Regions from separate parts of the Homo sapiens genome. Here region 2 is linked to region 1. Evidence: chromatin contacts called from ENCODE Hi-C or POLR2A ChIA-PET data. All regions are on one chromosome and are shown on one strand. Each heading gives the region's core, a stretch centred on a gene start or an enhancer-like site at or near the end of the contact. The rest is flanking DNA. Distances are from core to core; before and after follow the strand shown.

Region 1 (5,713 bases), core at 1,642-4,141:
CATAAACTGAAAATAATGTCTTTAATGTAAGCATTTTTCATGCAATACTTGGGACATGCCAAACATATTCATCATCTATCTGAGATCCGAATCCCACTGGGCCTCCTGTATGTTATCTGGCAACAGCACTCCAGTTATACTGCTCTAATCATTCTTTCCCAAGCCATGCACTTGCCTGCCCTTGTGCAATTATTCATGACACTTTCACTACCTAAAGTGCTACTTTCTCCTTCCCAACCTGAAAATTCCTATTCATCCTTTATATCCCGGTACATCTTCTGTAAAGCTTCCCTGACAGCCAATATTCTAATTAACCACTCCCTTCTCTGTCCTTCTTTATGTATCTGCCCTTCTATACTCTCCACAGTGCTTTATAATTACTTATGAGTCACTCTCTTCCACTAGACTGAAAGATCCTTAAAGTGCAGGGACAGACTTTAGTCCATCTTTCACCTCCAACCCCCAGCTCAAGACCAGCATAGGATAGAGGCTCAATGAACTGTATTAAATGAATGAAGAGTAAACCACTAAATAATAAATAATGGGTATGACTTCAAACACATTCTCCCACTCCTCATGAAAGTGGAATTCTGTGAAGAAAATCATACAATATTTTTAATGATTTAAATCCTCTTCACCAAGAGACAGGGCAGGGGCCTCTGGGACAAGTTCCCAAACCACAAAAGTAAACATCCCCTCCCTAGAAGTGTTTCCACCCTTCATACTCAGCCCAGCAATGACTGCAATGCATTCAAGGTCCCTATTAGTGGGTAGGCTCTCCATATCCCCTGGTTCTCTGCAGTTTTTAATCTTGTCCATCTGTTTCCCAAATGTGAGTGTGGATTGCAATTGTCCTGAGTAACCAGTAATTTGTCTAGAATGCTCAGAACTGTCCTTGTCACCTGCCCCACTCACTCTCCCACAGCACTCTGCTAGCCCCTCCAAGGTGGACTTACTCCTCTTGCTTTCTGCTCTGGGCTGTTCGAGGTGGCAGGTCTACCTCTCATACCCCATGGTCAGCACCCAGCGAAGACACACTGAATACACCTGGCACATGCACAGTCTCCCCCTTGAACCCAGTGCCTCCTTATTCATGCCAGTGCCCCTCCCTGCCTGACCTCCTGGTCTCCATCCAGTCTCTCCTCCGTAAGCATTGATATTCATCCCCAGAATGGAGCTCCTTAAAGTAGTATACAATCTTAAGCATCTGCAGAACTTCTGTGGTTCATTCATACTATATTTTTGTTATATGAATGAATGAATGAATCATGCTTGTTCAAGAGCCATTCATTGAGAATCTAGTGGGAACCTGGCTACAGGCACATGATAATGATTACAACATAATTTCTAACAGCAAGGAGTTTGAAATTTAAGATAGCAACACCAATAGTTTCAATCTTTCCTGGACATATATTCAACTTCAAAGATAATTTGTTATCACACAGAAGACATCCAGTTGGTGGAAGAAAGGAAGAGTATTTTTTTAAAGAAGGATCTTCCTGACTGCTTATGCATTTACCCAAAATATGAGCATCATGTTAGAGTCTGGAATTAATCAGACCTACTGTCCCTTCCCCACCTTGATGAGTGTCCCTGTAACCCTTTGCAAGCAAGAGGAAGGGATAAAGAAAGTCAAATGGTCCAATGAAGAGTAAGAAACACAGAGAATCCCCCAAAGCAGTGGATGTGTGCTCTACTCTGTTAAGAAGGCAAGGAATGTTAGCCATACAAAACAGGTCTACAGAAATGATGAAAAGCCTTCATACAGAGTATGTGGAGAGCTGAATGTGGACATTCACGTATGCGGTATTATTCTTCTTCTTTTTTTTAATTATAGTGGCTAAATCAACCAGGACCATATTTGACTTTATTTTGTGCATTCATGTCTAGAAATTTTTAAATCTTACTAAGTAAAGGTATTGTTCCATGTATAAAGAAACTATCTGTGAGATTTAGTTCAACTCTCTTGAATTTTGGAAGCTAAGTATGATGGTGAGGATGATGACAGAGCTTTGAATTGCATGCACCTTCTGTGTAGCAAGTACTGAGCCGGCCTTTGACACGTATCATTTCATATAAATCTCAGAACTGCCTTGAAATTAAGCATTATTAGCCTCCTTCTTCAGAGGAAACTGCAGCTCAGGGAATGTGTGCTGTATCTAACGTCACATAGCTAATAAGGGTCTTAGTATAGCTCGAAACTGAATTGCGTCTCTAAAGCTCATGTCTTTTCAATCCCTAAGCATCCATCTGACATGGATGAAGATTATGATCAGTCACTCAATCAACAAAGTGCTTTTAGAACATGTGATGAGCACAGGGAAAGAGCAATATATTGAGGCATTCCCAAGAAAGTGTACAAAGGTCCTGGATGAGTATCCTAGGATCCTGGACTCAAGCTCCCAGCAGAGTCAACCCTCCACCAACAAGCCCTGTGGCCTTGGACAAATCTCCTACCCTGGCTGGGTCTCACTTTCCTTGTGTGTTTCATCTGTGATGACAATAGCCTCCTCACAATCACACAGAGTTGGTGTGAACATTGGATGAACCAGTGTGTAAGAAAGCGTTTTGTAAAGTGTCAAATGCTGTAGAAATCTGAAGTGCGAACTTGTTTTTTCCGACAAGTTTTAAGGTAAACAGGGACTGGAAAAATTACCAGAGGTTTTCTCGAGCAGGAAGTGGAGTGAGAAGAGGCAGAAGGAGCCCCGGGTTGTCAAGGGCCCCCCTCTCTTCAGCGAGGCGACCATGCACACAAAGGAAGCTGAGTCACCCCTGCTCGGCAGGACCCCAAGGCCATCAATTGAGTCTGCCTGTGAGAAAGCGGAAACCCAAATCCTGCTGTCCCCACGGCCCCTCCTGCTGCCGGCCCCCTGTGGTTGGCCAAGTCACCCTCAGGGCCCTGTGGTTCCCTTCTGTGGCTCAGCTGACAGAAACAGCTGGCGTGGTCCATGCTTCACCAGCCTGCATGCCTCTCAGGGTGGGTGGTAAGAAGTCAGAGGGGCCACTGCAAACCCAGAGACTCCAAAGTGACTCCTCTGTGGCTCTCCCCCTTGAATGAATTCTGCCTGCAAGGACATGCACCTGTCAAGCCACTGCTTTGGTTTATTTCGAGGTCACATGCAGTAGGAGACCTTCATGGCACCATTTATGATGAGGGTCTCATAGGAGGTAGAAGGGACTAACTCGAGGGGGTTCTGGAAGGTCCATCTTCCAATTACCTTGAAGCATGATAAATCCCCCACAGCTTTGAAAGCCAGAGGCCCTCTGTGGAGAACAGGAACATCTCAGAGCCCCCACACACTCAGCAGACAGTTCAGACCCAGAGACATAGGCAGTGTCGGCAGAGACCGGTGTTCCTTCAGCCAGCTGTCTCAGTCTGGTCACCCCTGTCTTTTGGCCTGAGAAGCCAGAAGACAAAAGTTAAAGGGAGGTGGGTAGCCATTTAAAAGGATAATTTATTCAGGTATCAAGAGGAATATGAATCAAAACCTTCCTAGAGCTGTCCCCCAGGCCAGGGCAGATGGAACACGAAGCCTGTGGAGTCACCTACACCAGGGGCCAAGCTCCTGCCTCACCACTTCTTAGCCAGTGCCCTGGTACAAGGCAATATAAACTCACTGGACTGCCATTCTTTCTCCTATTCCAAGGAGATGGTATCTACCCCACCCTAGTTCAGCCCCCACATGGGGCTGTTGTGAGGATCAAAAATGATGTATCTAATGGAAATGTATCTATTAGGTTCTCAACCTAAGGAAACCATATTATTATATGTACTGCTATAGGGAGGCCACAGCATCAGTGTGAAGTCAGGCTTGATCTGAACTGATCCAGCATTATCAAGAGGTGATCTGGTATGAATGCTTGAAGTCAGAGAGCAGCTGCCTCAGACTTTCAGGTACAGAATGGACCATGGAAGGCAGGAACAGACTCTAACCCTCTGAGTGGGTATCAGAGTCCTATTTAACAAACTGGAGCTGCAGGCAGGGCTCCAGAATTAATTGTAAAGCAATGCTCCGGCAGGATTTGAGGCAGAACCTCTGCATCACATCCTCAGAAGGTGGGGCTCAGCCTCTAGTTAAAGTCTCTCTTCCCAGACCCTTCCCTGCTCAGGTGAGGACCTCAAGAAGCCCCCACCTCATGTCCATTGCAGTCCCCTGCAATTCTAACCTTCTTGCTAATCCCATAATCCATCCCTAGCCTGCTGTTATGGGTTGAATGATATCCCCCCAAAATAAGATACGTTCAAGTCCAAACCCCCCAGTACCTTAGAAATTGACGTTATTCGGAAACAGGGTCTTTGCAGATTTAACCAAGATAAAGTCAATTAGGGTGGGCCCTAATCCAAGTGACTGGTGTCCTTACATGAAAAAGGGAAATATGGACACAGACACAGACATGCAGAGGGAAAGTGATGGGGAGAGACACAGGAAGAAGACGGCCCCGTGAAGACAGAAGGCTATGTGTGATGCATTGGAAGACAGAAGGCCATGTGTGATGCATTGGCATGCCAAGGAGCACCAAAGATTGCAGCAAACCACCAAAAACTAAAAGGAGGCAAGGGAGGAGTCTCCCCAGAGTCTCAGCGGGAGCATGGCACTGCTGGCACCTTGATTTTGGATGTCCAGCCTCCAGAAATGAGAGATGGACTTAGATTGTTCTCAGCCGACCAGTTTGTGCCTAGGAAACTAGTACACCTAGGAGTGTGGATTACTTTGGTTCAGCAAATACTCCTTGAGTTCAGTGTAGTGGGTAACACAGAGAGATAGACAATTACAATCCTTCATGAGAACTGTGATGGTGAATACACATTCAGAAGGGAACACAACTAACCACAGGGGGCAAGGGCTGGAGGAAGCCCTCTTAGAGGAGATAATGGCTGAGCGAAATCATTCTCATATGGGAAAATGCAAGTAATTTGAGTTCTATAAATTTATAATCATTATATTCAAGGCCAAAAGAATCCTTTCAACAATTACAAAGAAAGGATGTGTGGCTCAGCCAATGAAAAGTGTGAATAGAATTCAAGAAAAAGAAGCTAAAACCATAAAACAAATTAAGAAAAAAATTCAAAAACTCTGGTCCCTGTTGAATTCAGATGACTTATCTGCTTGTTAAAGCAAGAACAGTCACTGCAGCTGTGGGTTCAAAATTATCAGGGCTATCCCTTTAAAATAGCCTATAATTCCTTCCTTTTTCCTGACTCCAACTGGCATTTCACCAATGCTGGGGTTTGGCTTGGTTGTTTGTGTTTAGGCTTTTGAGAAGCTTTTTCTCACCCTCTGCATTATCAACTCTCACTTAGACGACCCTCCCTTGTAATCCCCAAGCCCCATTCTTTTCCTTTACATTAGGCCCACCCAAGTGCACTGTGTCAGTTACATGTCAAGCACACGCCATGGGAGCTCTTGCTGCAGGGATTGCTCTTTCCCATCACTGTATCCCTGAAGCCCAGCCCAGGACCTGGCATGGAGTAGTGTTCAATGCATGCCTGTAGAGGGGATTTTCAAAGGGCAACCATCCCAGAATGGCCCGGGTCACTGTTTCTCACTGGAATCCATAACTCCTTGGGATTTTGAGGCCGTGAATTCAGATTTGAGAAGCACACATCTAGCTAGTAATGGGTAAGTGTCTGTGGCAGGATTGCATGATTTTACATATTTGTTTAGTTTAATTCAATTAGCAATGTTTGAGCGTCTACTTTGCACCTGGAGTT
Region 2 (5,801 bases), core at 1,048-3,547, 300 kb after region 1:
TGGGACATAACAGTGGGTCCATTTTCACATTGTGGGTTTGCTCCTTGGAAATGAAATGATGTCATGGTAAGCAACATCTAATTATATATAAGACTGGCCGAGCAAATGCAAATGCAAAACTGTCTCAATAAATGTACTCTTACAATCCCCGTTTTTGTTCATCTTTCTCACTTGTACTTTTCTTCCTACTCTCCTTTCTTTAAGAACTAAGTGGCCAGGCGTGGTGGCTTATGCCTGTGATCCCAGCACTTTGGGAGGCCAAGGCGGGCAGATCATGAGGTCAGGAGACCGAGATCATCCTGGCTAACACGGTGAAACCACGTCTCTACTAAAAATACAAAAAATAAGCCAGGCACAGTGGCACGCACCTGTAGTCCCAGCTACTCAGGAGGCTGAGGCAGGAGAGTCGCTTGAACCCAGGAGGCGCAGCTTGCAGTGAGCCGAGACGGCGCCACTGAACTCCAGCTTGGGCGACAGAGCGAGACTCTGTCTCAAAAAAAAAAAAAAAAGAACTAAGTGTCTTGCAGGAGTTGAACAATAATTACCCCTCAAATCTGGATTTCCACCTGCCTCCTCCATTTCCTCCCCCGGCTGTCCAGGTATATGACCCCTTCATAAACATGCCCACACAACTCTATCTTTCAGCCTCAACCTTCTCCTCAGCCCTCCAGCCCAGCCATCCAGGGCAGTAGCTTGATCAATATTACTGTCATTTGTCAAGTGGCTGAACAGACATCTGTCTACCAAGTGAGTCTTCTCTCCTTGAGGACAGGGACGAGGCTTGCTCATTTCTGACGCGGTACCTGCCCCATCGCAGGGCCCATCTCAAGCAAGAAACTTTTATTTTTGGTCCCATCACGACATTCCAGAGTGTAAAACAGCAAGATGCACCCACCACCCTCAAAGTAGCTTGGCAAGTCGGGGCACGAGGGGGAAAAGCACTAAAATTTAAAAATGAGAAGAAATGGCCGGGCGCGGTGGCTCATGCCTGTAATCCCAGCACTTTGGGAGGCTGAGGCGGGCGGATCACGAGGTCAGGAGATCGAGACCATCCTGGCTAACATGGTGAAACCCCGTCTCTGCTAAAAATACAAAAAAGATTAGCCGGGCATGGTGGCGGGCGCCTGTAGTCCCAGCTACTTGGGAGGCTGAGGCAGGAGAATGGCGTGAACCCGGGAGGCAGAGCTTGCAGTGAGCCGAGATCGTGCCACTGCACTCCAGCCTGGGTGACTCCGTCTCAAAAAAAAAAAAAAAAATTAGAAGAAATGAAGAAGACAGCAGGAATTGTTCTCTGCCAGAGCATAAATTTCACAAGACAATGCTCCCAAACAAAATTCACTGCAAACAGTTTAAATAAACAGCTGTGACACCTAAGGGTAAGACTGAAAAGCAGAAATGACACAAAATTGGGGGTCGGAAGGCCTGGCTGTGAGTGTTAACTTCTGGCATTTACCAGCTATGTGTGTGGGAGCAGGGTATTAACACAATGGCTCTGACTGAGCCCACCAGGCTGTCATCCTCAGTGGTCAACACAACGACTAGTTTGGAAAGGTCTTTGCTCCTGGACAACACATGCAAAATCTTATTATTGTCATGACCTCCCATAGGAGGTGGCTACAGAAGCAAGGCTCAGGGTTGGCCCTGGATGTGACACCTTCAAAACTGCTCTCACCCGCAGCATCACCACTCCCTGACAGAGCCTCTCAGAAGGTAAAGTCAAAAGCCATTGTTCAAAACCTTCCCTACAACCCTTAAGGACTTAGAAAGGCCGAAACACCCTCCTGGGTTCAGTCTGTGATTGAAGACTTCTCTGGCACTTGCTCAGCTCCGAGTGATTCATCATTTCCTGGAGAGAAGCTACCCAAAACCCACTCACTGCCCAGAGAGCAAACACGATCTGTCACATCTGCCCTCACGGCAGGTGCTTAAAGGGCACCTGTGGGCTTAAGGCACATCCAAGGAGCCTGGTGATTCAAAAGCCAACCTAATATCACTCTGGGATGGGGTGCCCCTTATCTGTGTTCCTGTTATCAGCAGGAAATTACAGCTCTCAGATACAGACCTGGCTGCTGCTCGTGGGGCCAACGGATCATGTCAGGACAACTAAATGACCACCCCTGGCACCCTTCCTCTAGGGAAGGCACTGTCGGCTCCCCAGCTGGGCTTGACAGGGACGATTTTGGGGCTTCCTGCTCACTGCCCTAGCCGCCCTCCTCTGAGCACACTACAGTCAGTGTCTCAGCACCTGGGGACTCTATCTGTGGTCCGCCCAGCACTGGATAAAGTCACAAACATCACGCTGTTACTGGTGTTCGCCGAGATCACATCCACCTTGGAGGTTTACAAGACAAATGAGGATTTTCATCCAAAGCATTTAAAAACACAAAAAGCTTCTAGGAAGTGCCCAAAATGGTATCATGACTAATAAGACTTGCATGAAAATGAAATTGATTTATAAATAGTGTTAGCTTCCTCCTGTAATTTACACTTACGGCAAAGAGGAAGTCTTTTCAGAGCATTGTGGACTGATACTTAACGGCGGTTGATAAGGGTGATGAATTACCTGTGACAAAAGAGGAAGTCTGGCTCAGACTCAGGGTGATACAGGGAAAGGAACACAGACAGAAAGTCAGGCCACCTGGGCAGCAGCCCACGCCCTGCTGTAACTGGCACACACTTATAGGCAGCTGCTGCCCTCTGCCAGGTCTGGATTGACTGAGTCCACCAGCGTCCCTGTGGTTAAACTGTCCTGGCCAGAGTGCCTTGAGGAGCTTCTTAAACAGAAGAGCACAGCTCTGCATCCATCACTACCTGCTGGGAAATTGGGGACTTTCTTGGCATGCCAGGGTTCGTGAGACATTCCCGTCCAAAATACAAAAACTCACTAGAAAAGCTGGAGATGCTTTAAAAGGCCTGCAGGTCAGAGGCCCTGCAAGTCAGAGGCCTTTTAAAGGTCTTTCAATACTTCCTGACAAAAGTGATGAAAGAGCAAAAACAGCCAGCCCTGGGGTCCCGCCACCAAAGCCCTGCCTGTGTTAGGCAGGTGGGAAATTTTGCAGCTCTTGCAGTGAGCTTCCAGGGTGGCAAAGTGGCAGGCGTCTCCTCCTCCAGCACACCCCCACCCTGCTCATCCCCCTCCTTGCCCAGGGACAGGAGGGCGTTCCCATAATTAAGCTCATCTGTAGAACTCCAGCACACAGCAGACGCTCCAAAGCATTCACGACCGCAATTTCATACAGTTCCAGAAAGGACAGCACTGCGGACACTGTCAGGATGAGGTGACAGAGGTCACATGGTTTCTTGCCTCACGATTAAATTAGAAAATTCCACATTTATTCCAAAATTGGCAGAATCCATCTCCAGGCTTCACAAATTGCCAAGAAACGCTGCTTTCTTGGAACTGCCAAAATTCAAAACCCCTGCCACAGCTTTCCTAACCCCACAATTTTTGCCAACACCAGCCACCTCTAGAAGATTAAGGTCAGTTTAAAATGGCCTTGGAGGCCGGGCGCGGTGGCTCACGCCTGTAATCCCAGCACTTTGGGAGGCCGAGGCGGGCGGATCACGAGGTCAGGAGATCGAGACCATCCCGGCTAAAACGGTGAAACCCCGTCTCTACTAAAAATACAAAAAATTAGCCGGGCGTAGTGGCGGGCGCCTGTAGTCCCAGCTACTTGGGAGGCTGAGGCAGGAGAATGGCGTGAACCCGGGAGGCGGAGCTTGCAGTGAGCCGAGATCCCGCCACTGCACTCCAGCCTGGGCGACAGAGCGAGACTCCGTCTCAAAAAAAAAAAAAAAATGGCCTTGGAACAGCTCAAAAGAAAAAATGGACAAAACATATAGACAGTTCACATTTGGCCAATAATATATGAGAGAGATATTCAACCCCATTCATAATTAAAGATACAGGAATCGAAAGAGGCCTTTCAGATGGTCCAAAATCAAAGCATTTCATTAAAACCCCAGGGCCCATGAAAAGTAGGAGAATCAGACATCGTCACTCACTACTAACAGGGTCATAAATGGGGTAAGCAATGTGGCAATGCCCATCTTTTGGGGCACCTATTGGCAAACCCTAGCAACTATACCGCTGGGAACTGATTGTACAAATACAGTAAGATCCGTGTACAAAAACAGTAACTGTAGCATTAATTGTAATAGGGAAAATCAGAAATAACTTAATATCTGTATGACTCTGGCTTAATAAATTATGGGCCATCCACATTGTAAAATGGAATATTATGAGGCTGATAATAAAATGGTAGAGAGGTAGCTCCATAAATATTAACATGAAAATGTATATATAGAATGAAAACAGGTACAAAAATACTTATAATATGGACCCATTGTGGTTTTTTGTTTGTTTGTTTTGTTTTGTTTTGAGACGGAGTTTCGCTGTGTTACTCAGGCTGGAGGGCAGTGGCGCAATCTCGGCTCACTGCAAGCTCCGCCTCCCAGGTTCACGCCAATCTCCTGCCTCAGCCTCCCGAGTAGCTGGGACTACAGGCGCCTGCCACCAGCCTGGCTAATTTTTTTGTATTTTTAGTAGAGACGGGGTTTCACCATGTTAGCCAGGATGGTCTTGATCTCCTGACCTCGTAATCCACCCATCTCGGCCTCCGAAAGTGCTGGGATTACAGGCGTGAGCCACCGCGCCCAGCTGGACCCATTTTTAAAAAATTACATTTGTACATATTTTGATATGCATAAAAAAATTCTGGAATGAGATACATACAAAACAAGATTCACAAGATTCACCCCTGGGGACCAGCCTGGGAAAAGGAGGAAGAGATCTTCACTTTTTATCATAAATACTTCCCATAGTGTTGCTTTCTAGCTTGTGTTTTTTATGTCTGCATGTATTTCATGTCAATTATTAGTAACCTCAGAGAACTGGGAGTGAAGGATGGAAAACTCTGGTCCACTCAGTCTCAGGGTCTCCATCACTGAAACCACTGAGACAGGACAGGGTGCTGGACAGGGGTACTCCTGCTTTGGAGGGAAGGTCAGATGAGTGATCACTCAGCTCCTCCAGCGCTGACACTTTGCAACCCTCAGATACCACAACCCCAGGTGACGCTTGTTCTCACGTTCCTGCCAAGAAATACAAATGGCCTGGATAAAGGTGGGTGTAGACATCTAAATATGGTATGACAACTATGCTGAGCAAAACAGCCCAAGGCTTTGACTCCGATCCTTTGGCTCTTAATTATTTAGCTCACTGATTAAGGACAGGACGTTCTTTTCCTTCAAAGACCCAATGGCACATTCTCTCTACGCACTTTCAAGAGCCCTCTGTCCAAATTCGTGTCTTGGTCAAAAAGAATGCTCTGCCCTTATAACTTTATTTCTGTATTACCCCCCACCCCTACCACACCCCAGCAATTGGGAGGTGGGCATATATCACCTGGGTGTTCCAGGGCACTATTAGGAGACAATATAGCTCAGCAGGTAAGAGCGCAGGCTCTGGAGGTATTCAAATCCTGCCTCCACCTTCCACTAACTCTGTGATCAAAGACAGGTTACTAAGCTCTCTGCACTGCAGTTTCGCATCTATTTTATAAAAAGGGATGACATCAGCACAGCCACCTCATAGGACTGTTGTGAGGCAGTAAATGTAAAGTACTTTTCAAAGCACATGCACCAAATAAAAACCACGTGCTAATTCTGTGACCACAAACTGGTTCCAGACAAAATCCGGTCTTTGAATAACGTCTCTTGCCAGAGGGGACTTTGTATATATCACCTATTTAAATAGTACCTTCCCAAAAAGACAGAGGCAAAGAATATTACTAGTTAAA

The links. A loop is a pair of places that touch in the nucleus more often than their neighbours do. ChIA-PET counts read pairs that join two places held with the same protein, here RNA polymerase II (POLR2A). Pooled maps may share reads with other maps.
Region 2: a loop to region 1 is called in a pooled map, with 3 times the contacts of the local background. The contact joins two enhancer-like sites. A Hi-C loop is called at or near these places in 2 of 168 maps with a recorded cell type or tissue (OCI-LY7 and Ramos), 19 of 37 single-sample maps with no recorded cell type and 6 of 50 pooled maps. POLR2A ChIA-PET finds 5 or more read pairs at or near these places in 1 of 52 experiments (activated B cell).

Annotation. Positions count from the first base shown.
Region 1 is chr2:12,054,774-12,060,486 of GRCh38, reverse strand. The region is part of intron 2 of MIR3681HG (MIR3681 host gene); the gene reads right to left. Among named protein-coding and RNA genes, the nearest start is that of MIR3681HG, 51 kb to the right of the region's middle. Within about 2 kb of position 2,891, at least 3 of the 41 ENCODE cell types and tissues checked have a DNase peak (open chromatin) inside an H3K27ac peak, as active enhancers do.
Region 2 is chr2:11,750,432-11,756,232 of GRCh38, reverse strand. The region is part of intron 1 of LPIN1 (lipin 1); the gene reads right to left. Among named protein-coding and RNA genes, the nearest start is that of LPIN1, 6.7 kb to the right of the region's middle. RefSeq lists an enhancer at 2,229-2,438. Within about 2 kb of position 2,297, at least 27 of the 41 ENCODE cell types and tissues checked have a DNase peak (open chromatin) inside an H3K27ac peak, as active enhancers do.